Linked DNA regions of Homo sapiens: region 2 is linked to region 1. Evidence: chromatin loops called from intact Hi-C (ENCODE). Cell type or tissue: heart right ventricle. All regions are shown on one strand. Links, peaks and the distances in the headings refer to the core of each region. The heading gives the core; the rest is flanking DNA. Region 1 overlaps ANKRD1 (ankyrin repeat domain 1). Region 2 holds the start of LOC107984252 (a long non-coding RNA gene).

Region 1 (9,187 bases), core at 821-8,820:
TATGGCTCTCGGCCTAGCTGCTCAGTGTGGTGGTGGCATTTCGTGGCCTGTCACCTGGGAGCTTGTCAGAAAAGCAGAATCTCAGGCCCCACCTGAGACCAGCTGAATCAGAAATCTGCATTTTAACCAGATCCCCAGGTGATCTGTATACATATTAAATACTGGGAGTGCTGTTGTACGGGACATTTCTAATCTGCAAAACTTGGAAAACAATGGAAAAAAAAAACCCTCCTATATAGCTTTTTTTTTCACATAGGACATTTCCACCACACTTATAGAAGGACTTAGAGGTTTAGAGTTTGATTGCCTTTATTATGAATATAAAATGTACATACAATACAATATACATTTATACATTTACAGTTTGCATTTCCTTTCATCTTTTTTGAGCAAATTCAATTCTGCATGTCCCAGTTTGCCGCTCCTTCCACTGATTTGCACTTACACTCATGACGTTCTCTTCACTTGGGTACTCTGTGTACTCGGTAAAAAAAAAAAAAAAAAAAAAAAAAAAAAATCCAGCCTGGGGGTAAAATAGCTGGCTTCACTGTCCTTTTCACAGAATCACTTTCCTTCCATTGTTTCCTTTCCTGTCCCTACATGCCTTCCCTTGCTTCATTCAAACTTCTGCATTAAAAATTCAGGAGAAAAGAGGGCTGTGATAATCAGCCCTCTCTTAAAAACTCTTACATGAGCGAATGACACATAAGTAGGCACTTGAACTTTGCTCTTTCACCTGGTTTAAGAACTACCTATGGGTGGGAAGGCTCTGAAAGTGTTATATACAAATGAAGCTCTGCTCACCAGATGGATGATCATGAAGGTCTGAATATCAGTAGCGTGGCAGTAAATAAATAAACAGGAATACATAAAAATAAATAAGAGTTTCACTAAAGGAAATTTAAACACCTATAACCCTGTGCTTTCTCAAAACTTCATTAGGTACATCTTCACAACACGTTGATAAATAGAAACTAGATTTTATGGCTAGTGTCTCTTCTCTTGGGCCATGCCTTCAAAATGCCAGTGAACATTTACTGATTAAGAGTCTGTCGTTTGCCTCAGAATGTAGCTATGCGAGAGGTCTTGTAGGAGTTCTCTCTGAGGCTGTCGAATATTGCTTTGGTTCCATTCTGCCAGTGTAGCACCAGATCCATCGGCGTCTTCCCAGCCTAATCAAATGAGATAAGGAAAGTTGACTTTCAGGTGGGTGACATCTGTAAATTCACATTCTCTGTGTGTGTTTCATGAGGTAAGGATTAGGTATATGTTATAACAGTGTTTTATGGTTTCCACCAGGAGTGATCTGCAGTTTATACTCAAACCAGTCCTTCACTGTTTCTCAGAGGGATGCTTTTGCCATTTTAGAGCAAAAATCTTTTTCACGTGGGACCATCCCAGGTATTGGTAAAATCCCTTGTCCCTAGACACTATGTGTCAAGAGCACCTCAAGTCATTTTGAAATTTATAAAATGTCTCCATACATCTTCCAGTATCCTGTGGAATGGACTCCCGGAGGTGGGAGCATGCCTCTTGGACCAAGAATCAGTGCCTATCCATTTGAATGATAGTTCTTTGATTGATAAGAAATGATGGTAAATGAGCTGCATCAATAACTTGGCTTAAGGACTTAGGTACTGCTTGGGTACTATTACTGTTCCTGGGAGCAGATTTTTCATAACTTGTCAGAATTTTCAATGGACTCTCCCAGGAAATGTATTTTTCTTGGAGTTGATGGCAATGACACATGTGAACAAATAATTTTTGAGACGAAATTTTGATTTCCCTTATGCACGTGTCTCAAGATTTAAAAATATTAAAACCATGTCATCTCTCAATTCTCATCTATAGATCTGAGAAGTCCAAAATTTTTCCATCTCTATTCATTGAGAAGTTTCTTTTTAACCCAGCGACTGCAAATTGGCAGCTTTGAGATGCAAACCAGAATAGAGACCTGTTTTGTTTTGACCCAAACAGAACTTAGATTTTTTTTAAGATTAGTATGAATTGGCAACAGTTGGAAACCAAGAGCTGGATTTGTGACTTCTATGAAAAAATCAGAAGAGTTAAAAACATGGTACCCATGGTTCCACAGAGCAACATAGACTGGGTTGGGGAAGGGCCACCTTTAAAAGAGTTATGTGCACAGACCCTGACAGCCACACATTGAAGTCACTTAGGCCATCTGCCCGGCACAGTGAGGTCAGTCTGCAGTCAGATTATGAGATCTGTAGGTATTTAAATTAGTGGCCCTATAACCTTCATTTTGGAACTTCCCCACCTCTGTAGTGTCTTTCTCTAGGAACAATCATCAGTAGACATGAATATACAGTTTTGGATAATGAGAAAATATTGTATGCTGCTCCCAATCTCCTTAAGATGGCATCAATAGGTTATTGATCTTTGGGGGAAACATCAATCCATTGGGTCAATGACATTAATAGTTCCATAAACCTGATGCTAATATCTAACTGATAATTCAGAACCCTAAGCCGTATTTGTATATTTTGGGCTACTCTTCCATAAATTCCTTGCACTTCTCTCCATTGAAATTTATATTGTGATTTTTCTGGCTACTTACACAGTCTCCCTAAACCTGTATGCTATTTGTCTCTGCTGGTAGTGTCTCACTGCCTGAAAAAAAATCTTCACATTTTCTGCAGCTTTCAAGATTTCATTTAACCTGCTCTTTTTCTGATAGTTTAAAAAAATATTAGATAGGATCAATTCCAATATCTAGACTGAGGAAGCCCTACTGTTAACACTTTCCCATCCCAAGCAATCTTCATTTATCACCATTCTTTGATCCTGTCACCAAGCCAGATTTGTTTTAAAAGATAAGATATTCCTCTCAGTCTTTGCAACACAAATAAGGGGAGAAAATTATTTGCATTTATATGATGACTGAGTTTCCCTCCCCCCCCCCCCACTCTTTTTTGTAAAGTGATTCTTCAAAAGCTTCTTTAAAATTATTTCTTCAGAAATTTATACCTGTTCCTCTGGGCAATATTTTTTAAGCTTATATTAGATGGTGTTTGTCTGGAAATTGAGACCATGAGGAAAAGTTGGTTATGTTCCCTGCTTACAGATGAAGTTAAATTAATATGTACTTATACAAGAATTTTCAGGGCCTAAATATAGGAAATTATTTTGAGAGATGTGAAGACAAATCCAAGTGGAGAATGGATAGAAATTATCTGAAAAAAAATACAGGCAAAAGCACAGCTACCCCTGGAAGAAAATGGTGACATTTCACATTGCTGTAAGGAGGAAAGGGACTTTCTGAATTACTCAGATTGGATATTGATTAACCTTAGTTCACTGGCTGCACTGACCCTTGTGGAATTTTAGGACATTTTGGAAATGGTGGATGCCTTTATTTCTAACTTCCTCAGCCCTTGCACAGACAGAAATGGCCAAAGCAGATTGGACTTCTAGGTGTTTGTGGGGATGAGCAAATTTTGACTATCTTTCATTTCCAAGACCAAATTGTAAAAGAATTACTATGCACTGTATCAGGCACTGAGGTCATAGCAGTATCTATGACTTCCCTCATCTCTGGCCATGTGAACTGGGTCCTAGCCAAGATAAACACTGTCCTTGGGGAAATGGGCAGGGGCATTTAGACCATCGAAGACCCCTCAAATACTGCCATTGTGGGAGTCGTTTCACCTATTTAAGAAATGCTCCTGGAAATTGGAAAGCTTGCAAGCGGTGTTTCTTGTTTCCAGTACTTACACAGTTCTTGATGTTGAGATCCGCGCCATACATAATCAGGAGTCGGATCATCTTATAGCGGTTCAGTCTCACCGCATCATGCAACGGGGTATCTCCTTCCTAGAGAAGCAGAGTCAACAGGTTCAAGGTGGGTCTGAGGCCAGGAAGTGGGTCCTGCAAGGGCACCCAGGCTTGGGGGAGTGATTCCAAATACAAAAGCAATGAAGCTTTGGGAAACCCGAGCGTGTCCAGCTACTCACTCTGTCTTTGGCGTTGAGGTCTGCCTCACAGGCGATAAGATGCTCCGCGCACTCATAGTGGCCAGTCCTCACCGCCACATGCAGCGCTGTGCTGAGCAACTGGAAAATTGGAAAACGCTGCTGATTCGCTAGGAATGAGGACAGAGGCTGTCCCAGACCCCAAGACATGTGCGAGGGGGAGAAGTGGTCACTAGGGTGCCTGCACACAGCATGGGCCTCCAGATGACTTTAATGGAGAGGCGAGGTTAGGAGATGGAGGGGTGGGGGAGGAGGGAAGGGCGGGTGGGGGAGAAGGAGGAGGGGGAGGGGGAAGAGTGGGAGAAGTGGAGAAGGATGGGGGACAGGGAGGGGGAGGGGGTGAATGAAGGGAGAAGGAGAAGAAGGAATACCTTATCTCGGGCGCTAATTTTTGCTCCTTTATTCAGCAACAATTTTAAAACATCCAGGTTTCCTCCACGGCTTGCCCAGTGGATGGCTGTGGATTCAAGCTATACCGGGAGGGAAGACCCGACAATGTGAAGGAGAATGTGGTCTGGGGAATTAGAACCTGGTTGCTAGGGCATCCGTGAAAATAATGAGTTGTCCCCATCTAGATTGACAATTCTAACTGGAGTCGAAGGTTCTTACCAAATGTGTTAGCTAAATTACATGTGTGTGTGTGTGTGTGTGCATATGTGTGTCTTATTAGGAGGCTCTTAATAAATCTAATAATGTTTTAAAAGAATAAGAATGGCCACTTATTGAGACATTTCTCATGCCAACATGGTGCTACACTTTAGACACCTTGATTCTTCCAGCAACATTTTGAGGTAGGTGTTGCTATGCACATTTTGCAGATAAGAAAAACCAGGTTCCAAAAAGTTCAAGTTTCTAGCCCAAGGAAACACAACTAATAAGAGGCAGAATACACAGTCAAACTCCCCTCTGCCTGGAACTTCTAACTTCTTTTGTCAAATGTACACAAAAGTTCTAAACACATGTATTTAAAAATTTTGGCAGAATAAAAGTAGTCCCTTCCAAAATATTTTAATCTGGATCTGACACCTCATCTAGGGTCCCTGTCGCTCTTTCTCTACTTCTGTGGGTTTTCTGCTCATTTTTGCTAGCACAGCCTCTGTACCTCAACTGTAGTCACTTGTGTCTACAGTTGTAACGTGTATAGTTACCCCTAGGAGACCCTCTCCTCACTGATCTATGTGGTTGGTATGCCCCTGGCCTTAATCCCACACTCATGATTTTTAGTTTCCATGCAAACTTCATATTTTGTTTCTTGATTTTTTTTTCAATGTGTTTATGTTTTGGATTCAATTTTGGCCAAGTCCCTTGGATTTCTTTGATATCCCGTTGCCGCTTTGCTATAAAGTCAAAATGAGCTGCATTTAAATACATAAAGAATTTTCCCAGCTCAATCTTCAGTTCATAAATTATGCTGCATACTGGTCTTCGTAGAAATCACAGTGATTGAATTATTGAGGTCTGAATAGCAGCTACTTTCCATAGATGCAATTCATTTCATATGCAGTCTAGCCCCAAATCTCATTGGTAGCAATTGGCATCTATCATATAAAGTGTGCAGCTAGAGAATTCGTATATGTTGCTGGCAGCCAACCATAAGCAGGCTGCCCTGTGAACAATGGAGGGACAAGGCTGTTGAAAGGCAAGTGTCGAAAATGAATGACTAACTCGCTGATGAGGATATTGAATTCAGTTTAACAGCTTTCACTTCCTTCTTTTCCCTGAAATATTCCTCTATTTTCAGTATGTATGGAAAATATTTTCACATGACCTACTCTCATCTCCCAACTTTCCTTTATTTGGAGAAATGAGCTTTTGCCTAGTTCTCTCAGATCAATTTTCAATCCAATCAGCTCGGTTTTGCATTGGAGGTTTTCCGGAGCTTCATATAGTCTACTTCTTTTGGCTCATTCCCAAGCAAAGAAATATATTTACCATATCACGGAATTCGATCTGGGCTCCAGCTTCCATTAACTTCTCCACAATTGCCAAATGTCCTTCCAAGCATGCTCTATGAAGAGCTGTCCGTTTATACTATCAGAACAGAGATTTTAAACAGAGATAGCAATAAATATAAAAATGTGTGTAAACCCTTTTAAGAGCTATGAAGCTGGAGATTCTGATGACCTAACTGATAGAAACTCAAGTGCTTCTTTATGAATAGAAATGTCAAAGTTAACTAAAATTGCAGAATCAGAACAATTATCCTGCAACTAATATTTGAGCTTCCTCCAATATACATTTCCAAGGGCTCAAAGGCCTACGTTGAGGAGTGTGAACTTAAAGGCTCAAAACTATCTAAATGCTGACATCTCCGTTTCTTCTATCTTGCACCTTCCTTGTTCATGTAGCATTACCATGCAGATCAGACAGCTTTCTTGCATCTGGGACTGTTGCTAGACTATCAAAAAGTTTCCATTCATTTTTAGGAGAATGGGAGACATGTTTTTAGTTCAACTTCAGAAGCGGTCCCCAATTTCACTTCATGGGGGAAAGAATACAAAAAGATTAGTGATTTCTGATAAATTGGCTTTATTTGAATGGGCTAATGAACTATTAGAGCTGGAACAACTTTAGGCGTTATTTCACTCCAATGCCCCATGTTTACAGATAAGGAAACCACAGCCCAGAGGATGCAAATTAGCTGCTCAAAACCAAATAGCCAAGTAGTGGTACAACTGGCCCCTGAACTCCAATCTCCAGATTTCTTATCTAGTGTTGACGTGCTTGGTTTTAATCAAAGATGATGCTAATAATATATCTCTAAAGGTGACTTTTTGGCCCACATTAAAAGTCTTATCCCAAGAATCTAAGAAGTTAAAGAAAAACTGAAAAATCAGCCAGATGTATATGAGTGCAAAAAACAATGCAATCCGTATCACTGATCTAATATCTATTTATTTTTTGGACCACTGAACTCTCCTATTAGGCTCCTGGCATACACAGCAACAGCTGGGGAAACTGTTTCAGGTGGAAGGACTTTGGCACTATATTAGCAAGACTGGAGTAAAGCATAAGAAACATAAAATTAATGAGCTGGATTTTGCAGTGCTTTGCATGAGTCTTACCTCATCACAAACATCTGGATTGTTCTTGTCTGACAAGAATTTTTCTACTACTGGCAGTTTATTCTCCAGAGCAGCCTTCAGAAACGTAGGCACATCCACAGGTTCCGTCTAAAGCCAAAATAAATAAATATATATATATATATATATATATAGCATGAGAGTTACCGTGAGCTTGCCAGCATTCAATCAAACCCTCCACAGATATTTGCTCCCCTGTAGCACAACACTGGACATGTATTACTGGAAACCAAAAAAAAAGCCCTTACAATGATTTCAGGTTCTGGTTCCTTTACAACTGGAACTTTAGTTTTCCTGTATTTTTTCCTTTTCTTCAGTTGAATGATTATTTCAAGGTCTTCTAAATTTTCAAGCTTTGATCTTTGTTCTAGTTTTTTCTTTTTGAGCTAAAAAAGAAATTCGTATTTCAAAAATATGGTGAGTTCTACTGACAAGCATTCTGGTTGTGTCTAAACTAAATCTGCAAGGTCTGAGATAAACATGTGAACAGTTTGAGCAAAAACATTTTTTAAAAATTATATAAATCTTTGACTTCATTTTAGGGATTTCTTATTCAGATATTTATCTGGGAGTCTAATTTTCAGCTAATTGCCATCATCTTTACTTCTGTTGCTTGTAGAATCAGCCCTTGACCAATTGAGGACACGATCTGGTCTCTAAGTGATGACTTTGTAATTAATGCCATAAGCAAGTCTTAGATTTTTAAAGGATTTTTAAAATTATGCTCAAAACTTGGTTTAATTTTTGAGCATGATAAAAAGAATCTAACAATAAATGTTAAGCTCTGAAATATCAATGTCATTCTCTTTCACTAAGCAGAGCCTTCTAAAACAGACTGTCCAGGGACCACAGCTAACTAAAGCAAATTTTATCTGTGTTAGTAATTAAGGAAAATTCACCCAGAAACACAGATTGTGTCAACACAGATAGCAGACAGTTAAACAATGATCTATGGACCACAGACCATGTTATTGAGAAAAAGAGATCTCCGTTGCTTGGGATTAACTACATGGTGTGTAACATCAGGAATTCACTGGACATGTGTATCTTTCAATCAAAACATGGTCACAGCACATTTATTCATTGATTCAGAATTCAGAGGTCATAGTCTTGTCAAAGAGTTATTTCCCAAAACCTGTTCCATACAAGTTGCCTCTTTACGGGTTAGAATCTGGTAAAGAGACATCTTAATGATTGGGTTTGTTTCTCTCTTCTCCTTCCCTGACATTTCCATTCCCTACCCCAGCCCCAACATCCTACTAGTGGATTCCACAGATGGCTCTCACCTCTGCCTCTCGTTGTTTCTCGCTTTTCCACTGTTGCTCCCCCAGGGTCACAGGGTGGGCTAGAAGTGTCTTCAGATCCTCCTGCTTCTCTAAAGTAACAGCAGCTTCATACTCTCCATCTCTGAAATCCTCAGGAAGGAATTCCCCTGCCTCCCCATTGCCATTCTTCTTTCCAGTGACCTATGAGGGAAGAAGATGGCAGCGTCAGAAGCAGCAGCCTCGTCCTGGGTCATTCTTCACAGACAATGCCGCAGGAGGCTCTTGGTCCTTCTCCCCTGGGAACAGCCACCTTTGAGCAGTGCACTCTCAGATCTCAAGCTGCGATGCACACTGCTACAATTGTCCCAGAATTACCTTCAGATGCTTGTCCTACTCTCTTGGTTAAATCAAAGCTTGGGTTAGGTTGACAGATTAAATCTACTTTTAATCTGCTTAATCACATTTCTTTTAGGAAAATCAAAAACCTTCTCTGCTTAATTAAAACTCAACTTTAGGTACTTTTGATGAGTTTCGCCTTATTGTAAAGTTTCCGGGCTTACATTCTTTCAATAACACTTCTTCCCTAAGACATTTTGATAACTACACGTGATTCCACACTGTAGTAATAAAACCAAAGGAGAAGATATTAAATAGGAAATATGCAGAGAATTCATTACTGGTAGCTCCATTTTTTTTTTCCAATTTCACTTGTTTCATCACATCAACCTTTTTCCATATATGACATTTTCAGAGTTCCCTTGCATTACACCTGAAAGCAAAGGGCATTTCAATTTTCAAATAAAAACCAAGATGAACCAGTTTTCATTTTATAAAATTAATGCAT
Region 2 (9,187 bases), core at 545-8,544, 53 kb after region 1:
GGCCAGGGGTGGAGGCGCTGGCCTAAAATAACCTTTCCTGGGCCAAACAGCCTAATGGGACATTTAACCTCTCTGAGACTCAATTTCCTGATCTGTAAAATGACAATTGAATTAGTCCATATGGCATTCCCAGTTCAGAGACTTTAAGAGTTAAGATAATGGAATGTGGTGATCCTGTATAAATAAAAGAAACAAGCAATTTTTTTAAAAGCTATTTGGAAACCCCCTTCACAATTTGTGACTAGAGATAGAATTCAGATTTATAACTGAAGATAATCTTTTCCTATCTCCCCAAATACTTGCAATTTACTTTTTGGCTTACTGTTATATTCTATTGTGGATAAGCCAAATGTATTTTGTTCTGATTACATGAAAGCAAAACCAAGTAACTACTCCAATTAGGTAAGTAAACTCATAAACCTAGAGCGGTACAGCAAAGATGTAAATGAAAACTCACAAAATGTAATAAAGGACTCTAGTGACAAATGGATAAAGAGCAATGATGTCTGTGTTCAGGACCATTAAAATGATCTTAAGACGAAAAGTGGAACCCAAGGGCAGACAGGACAGCAGGCCCCATGGGCACTGGCATCAGCAGCTGGGCCACCAGGACATCCCTCTTGCCAGCGACCCAGGCACATGGCCTCTTATCTCTACATATCTGCTTCCCTCTTATGAAGAGGGGGTGTGGGCAGAGTGGACAAACTGATGAAAAAGTCTGCTGCAAAGTGCAGCTCTCTCAGTGAGGCTTTTCCCTAACAACACTGAGTCTTGGGTTTTAGTTACTTGTGGTTCTGGTTTTAATAGACTTAGCTGCTGTGGGATGCCTAAGAAGCTTAAATTTTGGGTGCCTTAGGATCACCAGGAAGAAAAACAAACAAACCAATAAAGATTTGGATAACAAGAGAGAAGTTGATTGAAAACTGTCAACTCCCTGAAAGTTTTAAACCAGGCATGAAGCCTCCTGTGTCCCTCATTCATCATGTTTCTGAAGACAGTTGACCTGTTGACTTAAAGACATCATTTAAGAGAGTCAGCCAGAACTAATGACAGTGTGAAGACCTGCTAACCATGGTGAGTATTGAGAAAGAGCTAGCTCAATAAGAAAAAGTCAACCTTGGCCTATTACTCAGACATCTTTGGCTTAAAAAAAATAATTTCCAGATCTCACAATAATTTGGACCAGGAGTTAGAAGATCAGACCCTAGTCCAGGTTTGATGCTAATTTTTCAGAAACCTTTTTCCTGGAGCTATTTGGTTAATGCCCCAGAATCCCTTCCCTACTGCCTTCCTTGGCTAAATGTTTTGATGTTTTGGAGAGTGCTAGAATCCTTGTTTCATCACTTACCATCTATATGCCTTGTGTATGTGACTGAATCTCTCTAAGCTTTTCTCACTGTAAAGACTTAAATTGTTAGCTTTCTTTTTATGTCTATGCGATTTGTTATTTTTGTTATATTTTTTAACTCTTTAAGAGCAGTATTTCTCACCTATAATACTTTGTCCTGTATCTTCTACCACCATTAGCATAAAGCCAATCTGGGAGACTGTGCTCAATAAATGTTATTTTTTGATTTTGGCATAAATATTAATAATCATTTATTGCAAAGTCTCACTGGGCAAGATATTGAATCTGGTTACCACCTGAGGGGAGACAGGAAGGACAAACAAGAAATGAGCTTTTCCTTAAGGAAGGTTCAATTCATTATGGGACCAGACAGGTAGACATGCAGCAAACTACTTAGCCATCTTTCCTCTTCTCTCCCACACCATGTGACTCTAGGGAGCCATTTGGGAAGTAGAAACTGTTGGAACAGAGCTATTTTCTGGACAGACAATCCTGGCTTCCTGGATCCTGTTTCTACCGAGACACAGGAAGGGAGCTGCTGATGCTCATTCGATGCCCGTGCCCCATTTTCCTAAAACAAACCCATATTGGACATCAAAGAAGCTATGTAGTTCTTTTCTAAAACTTTCAGTTAGTTGCCTTAAAGGTCCCAACTAAAGGCTGGGTGTAGTGGCTCACACCTGAAATCCCAGCACTTCCAGAGGCTGAGGCGGGAGGATTGCTTGAGACCAGGAGTTTGAAATCAGCCTGAGGAGAATAAGAGACTCGGTCTCTATAAAAATAAAAACAAAACCATTAGCCTGCTGTGGTAGTGTGTGCCTGTAGTCCCAGGCTACTCAGGAGGCTGTGTGGGGAGGATCACTTGAGCTCAAAAGTTCAAAGCTGCAGTGAGCTATGATTACACCACTGCACTCCAGCCTGGTGATTGAGTGAGACCCTGTCCCTAAAAAAAGAAAACCAAAAAAGATCCCAAGTAGAACAAGCAGTGATAAGCAAGGATGTGATGAAGAAGAGAGTTATCCATGCCTTGTCCTTCTGGTCCCCCCATCCTCTAATCACCTTGCAGTCCTTACAGCCTGCGGGGACCTGGGGCCTCATGGTGGATGCCTCCCTCTCCCCAGCTCTCTCTTTCTTCTGGCCAATCCATGCTGATCTTGCAGAGTAGAAGGTGAGGTTGGGAGCATGAGTTCTGGTTTCCATGGATGAGGGGAGAGGATGCGGCTGAATGAGAACGGAGTGAAGGTAGAGGGACAGAAAAGACAGACTTCCATTTCAGGTTACCGTTAGCTTCCTCCTTAATATTTTAAAATCTGACACTATTCACCAGTAAGAGGACTTGTTTTCTTCTGGTAATACCCCAGTAGCCTATGTGAGCAGATCCTATTCCCATCTGAACAGAACTTTGGTCCTCATTCTTGTGAAATAATAACTCTGGACTTATGGAGCTCAGGGACTGTTTGTCCCTTCCATGCTCAGGGTTATCGTGAAGCTCTCTGGTGTTAACTGACAATGAGGAATCCTGTTATCCCTAATTTCTCCCCTTCCCAGGTGGAGGAAAGGAGGCAGAGAAGAGTAAAGATCCAGCCAACCTCGTAACAATGAAATACAAGTGCTAATGTTAATTCTAGCAGTATCCTTCTATAGGAGTCCAAGAAATGTTTGTCCCCTGAGACACTGTGAAGATATTAGCAGATAGTTGAATCTGAATGTTAATTACACTGCCTTCTTCATGATTTCTAGAGAAACTGCTCGAGTGACACTTTCCTATATTCTGAGAGTACAGCACAAATCCAGTGTAATTGTTTTATTCATTTCTACCACTCCCTATCTTAGACTGCTAGCCAATTGGTGGCAAAGCCTGCCCTATCACCACTAGCAACTAAGGGCATTCAACCTTCCAACTTGCCTCTGGCATACAACATTTGTAAAAAGAAAAGAGTAATCTTTCGTCTCCATTGTAAGTGTTTAATTGGTTCAACAGCATCCTCCCTACCCCTCAAGCTCTCGGAGTTAAATATAAATTCAGTCCGTGATTGATGTGACAAAATATATACAAAGACAAATAAAAGACAGATTGCCTTTCAGGTCTGAAGCAGCAAGGCCCAGGAATTCTAGCAACATTGGCTTGTCTGAAACAGCACAGAGTGAATAGTATTATCATAACCAAGAGGGGTCAGAATAGCTGGACAACAGTAGCTGTATAAAAGGAAAGTGCAGGAAGCAAGCACCTGCAATTTGTCTCCAGGGCTGACCCACAGATGTGATTTATCTGTTCCTAGTTGCACTGACAGATGATTCAGCCCTTAAGAGCCCAAAGCCATAAAATACTTGAACCATACACACAAATTCCTTTGTTCTGATTTTATTCTCCGTAAGCAACTGACAAATTACGATTTGATTTCCCATTTATTTTTCAATGGTTCACTTTGTTCTAAAAAGTTTATAAGGGGCTTATAAAAGTGTATATGCTTCAGTTTAAAAGTTAAAATTGAATGTAAATGGACACGGTGGGTTGTGGTTTTGCCTGCCTCATATCCATTTTACCCTTATTATTTTCTCTGGGGAAATGATCTACCTCTCAGGTGGAACTGGTACCATTTCATCACAAGCTCTGAGTGAAGGCATGTAATCCACACCTGCCCTATCGGTAAATTCCATCCATCTGGTCGCAGTGGCTTGGCCAAGTGACTCACAGAAACTCAATCCTGGGGACTTTGTCAAAATGATGGGGAAAGAGAAGCTCTTCTTCCACTGGAACTTTTTTTTTTTTTTTTGAGACAGATCCTCCCTCTGTCCCCCAAGCTGGAGTACAGTGGCTCGATCTCAGCTCACTGTAGCCTCCGCCTCCTGGATTCAAGCAATTCTCATGTGTCAGCCTCCTGAGTAGCTGGGACTACAGAAATGCACCATCACCACACGTGGTTAATTTTTGTATTTTTAGTAGAGATGGGGTTTCATCATGTTGCCCAGACTGGTCTCAAACTCCTGACCTCACGTAATCTGCCCTCCTTGGCCTCCCAAAGTGCTGGGATTACAGGTGCGAGCCACTACACCCGGCCTCCGCTGGCACTTCTAACTGTAGGACAATAGCCTGGTGCTGCCAGAGCCCCCGGGCAGGGAGGCAGGAATCTGAGAATGGAGTCAACACAGAAGAGAGAAGAGCTCTGAGATGGAGAGAGAGACAGCTTATAGCTGAAATGTGAGATTTTTTCATTTTGTTTGTTTTTTAGTTCCCAGATCCAGCCATGGCTGAAGCTAGATTGATTCCTGGGATTTCTTAGTAGATATCATAGATTCTCTCTCTTTTTTTTTTTTCAATTATGTTGAGTTTCTGACCTGGCTGAAGGTCCTGATTAATTCAGTATATGAGAAAAGTAGGGTGAAAAAAAAATAGTGAAGAAAAAAATGAAGCTAGTAGTCAAGTGAGCACACATTCACAAAAATGTTTGCCATGAATTCCAGGATACTTGCTGGTACAGGCTGATCCGTCTACTCAAACTTCACAGCCATCAGTACAGGGCAAAAGCTGCTTAGTCATGTTGGCCAGAGTGTCCACAAGATTAAAACTCACCCAGATGCTCAGAAGAAATAAAACTATATTCCCGATTATGATACTTGAAAAAAAATTCTACCTTGGGCTGCTTGTAAGGAAGATGCTGTGTAAAATGGTGATTCACACCCTCAACCATATTCCTACAATAAATGTGACAATGAATTAATGGATTTCATGGGATTGTTTCTTATAACATCCTGATGACAAAACACCAAAGCACAGTTTAATGAGAGCAGTTTTAAAGTCGGGAAATGATGCAGGCCACTTGTGTAGTCACTGCTAGAATGGTTAGTCAGAACAAAGGTGACACCTGCAGGATAAATGAGTGCAGGCTTGATATGGTTTGGATCTGTGTCCCTGCCCAAATCCCATGTTGAATTGTAATCTCCAATGTTGGAGGAAGGGCCTGGTGGGAGGCGACTGGATCGTGGAGGCAGATTTCCCGCTTTGTGCTGCTCTCATGATAATGAGTGAGTGCTCATAAAATCTGGTTGTTTAAAAGCTTGTAGCGGGCCAGGCGCGTTGGCTCACGCCTGTAATCCCAGCACTTTGGGGGCCGAGGCGGGCGGATCACGAGGGCAGGAGATCCAGACCACGGTGAAACCCCGTCTCTACTAGAAATACAAAAAATTAGCCAGGCGTGGAGGCTGGCGCCTGTAGTCCCAGCTACTCGGGAGGCTGAGGCAGGAGAATGGCGTGAACCCGGAAGGCGGAGCTTGCAGTGAACAGAGATGGCGCCATTGCACTCCAGCCTGGGTGACAGAAAGACTCCGTCTCAAAAAAAAAAAAAAAAAAAAAAAAAAAAAAAAAAAAAAAGGCGTGTAGCACCTCCCTGCTCTCTATCTTGCTCTTGCTGCGGCCATCTAAGATGTGCCTGCTTCTCTTTCACCTTCCACCGTGATTGAAAATTTCCTGAGTCCTCCTGACAAGCCGCTCTGCATCCTGTACAGCTTGCAGAACTGTAAGCCAATTACACCTCTTTTCTTTATAAATCACCCAGTCTCAGATATCTTTTTATAGCAATGCAAGAATAGACTCATACAAGGCTGTACCCCTAGGTGACCGAATGCTTTAGGGCCATAAAGCCACTTAAAAATTCATTTGCTTTGAGCAGCTGATCTAAGTCTTATATTCTATGGCAATTAGTTGACAGGAATCTTTGTCTATTGAAGCCATTTTTTACTCTTACTCTGATTCCAGAAAACCACATCTCAAGCAAAGAAAAGGTTGTTTGTTGGCCGGGCGCGGTGGCTCACGCTTGTAATCCCAGCACTTTGGGAGGCTGAGGAGGGCGGATCACGAGGTCAGGAGATTGAGACCATCCTGGCTAACATGGTGAAACCCCGTCTCTACTGAAAATCCAAAAAAAAAAAAAAAAAAAAAAAAAAAAAAATTAGCCGGGCGTGGTGGCGGGCGCCTGTAGTCCCAGCTACTCAGGAGGCTGAGGCAGGAGAATGGCGTGAACCTGGGAGGGGGAGCTTGCAGTGAGCAGAGATCGCGCCACTGCACTCCGGCCTGGGCGACAGTGAGACTCCGTCTCAAAAAAAAAAAAAAAAAAACAAAGGTTGTTTGTCTTTCTCTTTCTTATGAGGGGAGTGGGCTTCCCATCTAGTTTTCCTAGAAGAAATCCCTCTCTGAGTTAAAAGAGCCTTCCTGCCTACAATCTGGCTGAGATAGAACATTTTTCATTTGTTTGTTTGTTTGCTTTAATCTTATGACTGTCACCACTGAGTGACTAGCATACAAGCAGGCCCTGTGGAGTTGAAGGACAGTTCAGGCAGCCCCTGCTTGCTTACATAAAGTGTTGGAAAACACACCGGAGTTGGACATGTGATAATCACACGGAAGTATATGTAATAAAAGTTTTCTGTTCCTACTGAGATGGAAAAGTCTATAAAGTCCCTAATAACACTTGACCCTCTGGATGCAATTTTGGAAGCTGGGTTTCTAGCATTTTGTATGTCCAACCAATTCTTCTTATTTATATGAACATTATTCATTTAAAAAAAAGTATGAAAAGTTCATTTTAATAATCGCAAATTTTAATTTGTTCCTTTTCTCTCTTGACTGGTATTTCCATTCCATTTCTTCTGTATAATTTCATCCTAATATATTTTTAAATTTGAAAGTTCTTTTGTTGATAGTTATCTTGAACAAATATACTTCTGTCAATTGAAATTCATTATTTTTATTCTTGTGACTGTAAAGTTCTTAGTGTTAAAATTTTCATCGGGATTCAGTTAACATACAATAGATATTAAAACCTGATTGATCAAAACAACAGAACTGTATTATAAATTTTAGTGAGTACTTATTAAACATAAGAAATAAAATTTTATTGAATAGTCCTTTCTTACTGAAACTTAACAGGACTGTTTTTACAGTTGGTTTGTATATTTATGGATAAATATCACTTATTGCTAGAATAAGAGGATTCAACATCAATTCTATTTCTCAGTTTTGTTTTTATAAATATAAGCATTAAGAAACTTGGTTTACATAAATAATTAGAAGGAAATTAGATGGAAAACATTTTGCTTTCTCAATGCCACTTAATCATTTGAGTGCCTTCTAAGTTATATTCAGAAAATCACATAGTGATCCATGTTAAAGTAATTTTTAATGATCTTTGAAAAAAATATTTGGCCCTCTTTTAATTTTCCTGAAGCAAATCATTAAACACCATAATGCTTGGGAAACACCATAATGCTTGGGAAAAGATTTTTTTAAAATCCTGTCATTAAAGTCATTTACTTTTGAAATATTTTATTTTTAATTGCCCCATTTTTCCAGCCCTAGACTTTTTTATACCCACAGTAAGTTCAGGCTGAGTGAGTGGCATGTTCATAAGAGAAGCACGACTGTGACAGGGGAATGGGAAATGGAGAACCAGCGTAATGTCTCCATTGCAGGTAAATTTCATACGGAAATTAGGTATCTGGAAAAAGATTCCCTTAAAACTGATTCTTTATACCCTTATATCCTTAAAAGGCCTCATGTACCTCAGGAGGCCTGTGTATCTCAGTTTGAGGGCCAATATTCTCGTAGAGACAAAAATGTATAAAAATATATACAATGTGATACTTCTTGATACTAAAAAAAAAATGCTATAAAAGGAAGCATATGGTAAAAACCTGGAGGGAGAGTGCTATGTGAGATAAGGCAATGAGAGAGGCCCCTGTGAGAGGGGCTGCCTAACCTGAGCCTGAAGGATGAGCATAGTTGTTTTGCAGAGCTGGTCAGGCATGTTGTAAGTGGGAGGAACAGCATGTGCAAAGGTCCTGTTGGAAATAAGCTTGGCATGTTTGAGTGGCAGAAAGAGGATCTGTGGGGCTGGAGCATGATGACCAAGGGGAAGAGTGGAAGAAAGTGAGGTCCAGAAATGGGCAAGGCCATATTTATGAGGCCCTGAGGGAGCTGCACATTATTTTCAGCATGATTCAAAGCCATCTGAGGTTTTAAGCAGGAGAATGACAAGAGCTGAGTTTTGCTTTAGAAATATCTTTCTGGGTGCTGTGAGGTAGGGGCAGTGGATGATAGGGAAGTAAAAATAAGCTAGCAAGTTGCAAGATAGCTATAGACTACTGCTGTCATCCACGAGGGAAGTGACTGCAGCTTAGAACAGGGGACAACACTGAGGCTGATAAGAAGAACTCAATTTAGGAAAGCATTTGGAGAAAAAGCCAACGAGAATTGCTGATGGGTTGCATATGCAGTGTGAAGAAAGAAAAATAATCTACCTGTAGAATAAATTCTAGAGGTGGAATTGCTTAATCATGTCTATGACATATTTTAAAAAAAAAACATAAACTGAAGTGCTGGGCAGATATTTTGGACGACACACTAAGTGATCAAGAACTCCAGTCTGAAAATCTACCTGGATAAGCAGTGATATGGACCCTACTCATGGGCCATTTTTCCATATCACCATACATGCCCCAGGCACTGAAAACTGCCAAATAAACCTTCTTAAAATGAGGTCCATTTTCAAGGAACAACTCTTATTGACACAGTTCTGATCAGTCCAAAGTGTGCAACTATCTAGTCTTAAGTATGTTTTATTTAAATAATGCCAGTAGGGAGTTGTGAAGCTAAAATTAATGTTTTGAAACTATCCATAATTTTTTTAAATGAATTTTTTATTAACCTTGCAAGAGACGTGATCTAAATTTTTATCCTTTTCTTGCTATAGAACATATTATAAAATTGTTGTAACACAAAAAGGCAATCAAAGAGCAAGCAGCCAAAGGGTAGGAAAGAAGTATTATAGGTATTATAGAGAGTTG

Evidence for each region. A loop is a pair of places that touch in the nucleus more often than their neighbours do. Peaks named below come from ENCODE experiments on the same cell type or tissue, not always from the same donor. Only the 100,000 strongest peaks of a DNase experiment are listed, where the experiment ranks them.
Region 2: it touches region 1 in a loop (6-fold over the local background); 28 of 110 quality-filtered maps call a loop at or near these places.

Annotation. Positions count from the first base shown.
Region 1 is chr10:90,911,805-90,920,991 of GRCh38, forward strand. ANKRD1 (ankyrin repeat domain 1) reads right to left here. Exons shown (of 9, transcript NM_014391.3): 2 at 8,365-8,544; 3 at 7,327-7,464; 4 at 7,061-7,168; 5 at 5,928-6,026; 6 at 4,367-4,465; 7 at 3,978-4,076; 8 at 3,739-3,837; 9 at 292-1,172. The coding sequence ends at 1,062. Among named protein-coding and RNA genes, the nearest start is that of ANKRD1, 4.7 kb to the right of the region's middle. In heart right ventricle, for the core only: no CTCF peak of the experiment used is centred there; a DNase peak (open chromatin) is centred at 4,101; H3K4me3 peaks cover 4,981 bases; H3K27ac peaks cover 6,464 bases.
Region 2 is chr10:90,965,281-90,974,467 of GRCh38, forward strand. The region is part of intron 3 of XLOC_008559 (a long non-coding RNA gene); the gene reads left to right. It overlaps LOC107984252 (a long non-coding RNA gene), which reads left to right and starts at 742. Exons shown (of 3, transcript XR_001747547.2): 1 at 742-1,074. In heart right ventricle, for the core only: a CTCF peak has its summit at 5,226 (motif pointing left); no DNase peak of the experiment used is centred there; H3K27ac peaks cover 6,295 bases.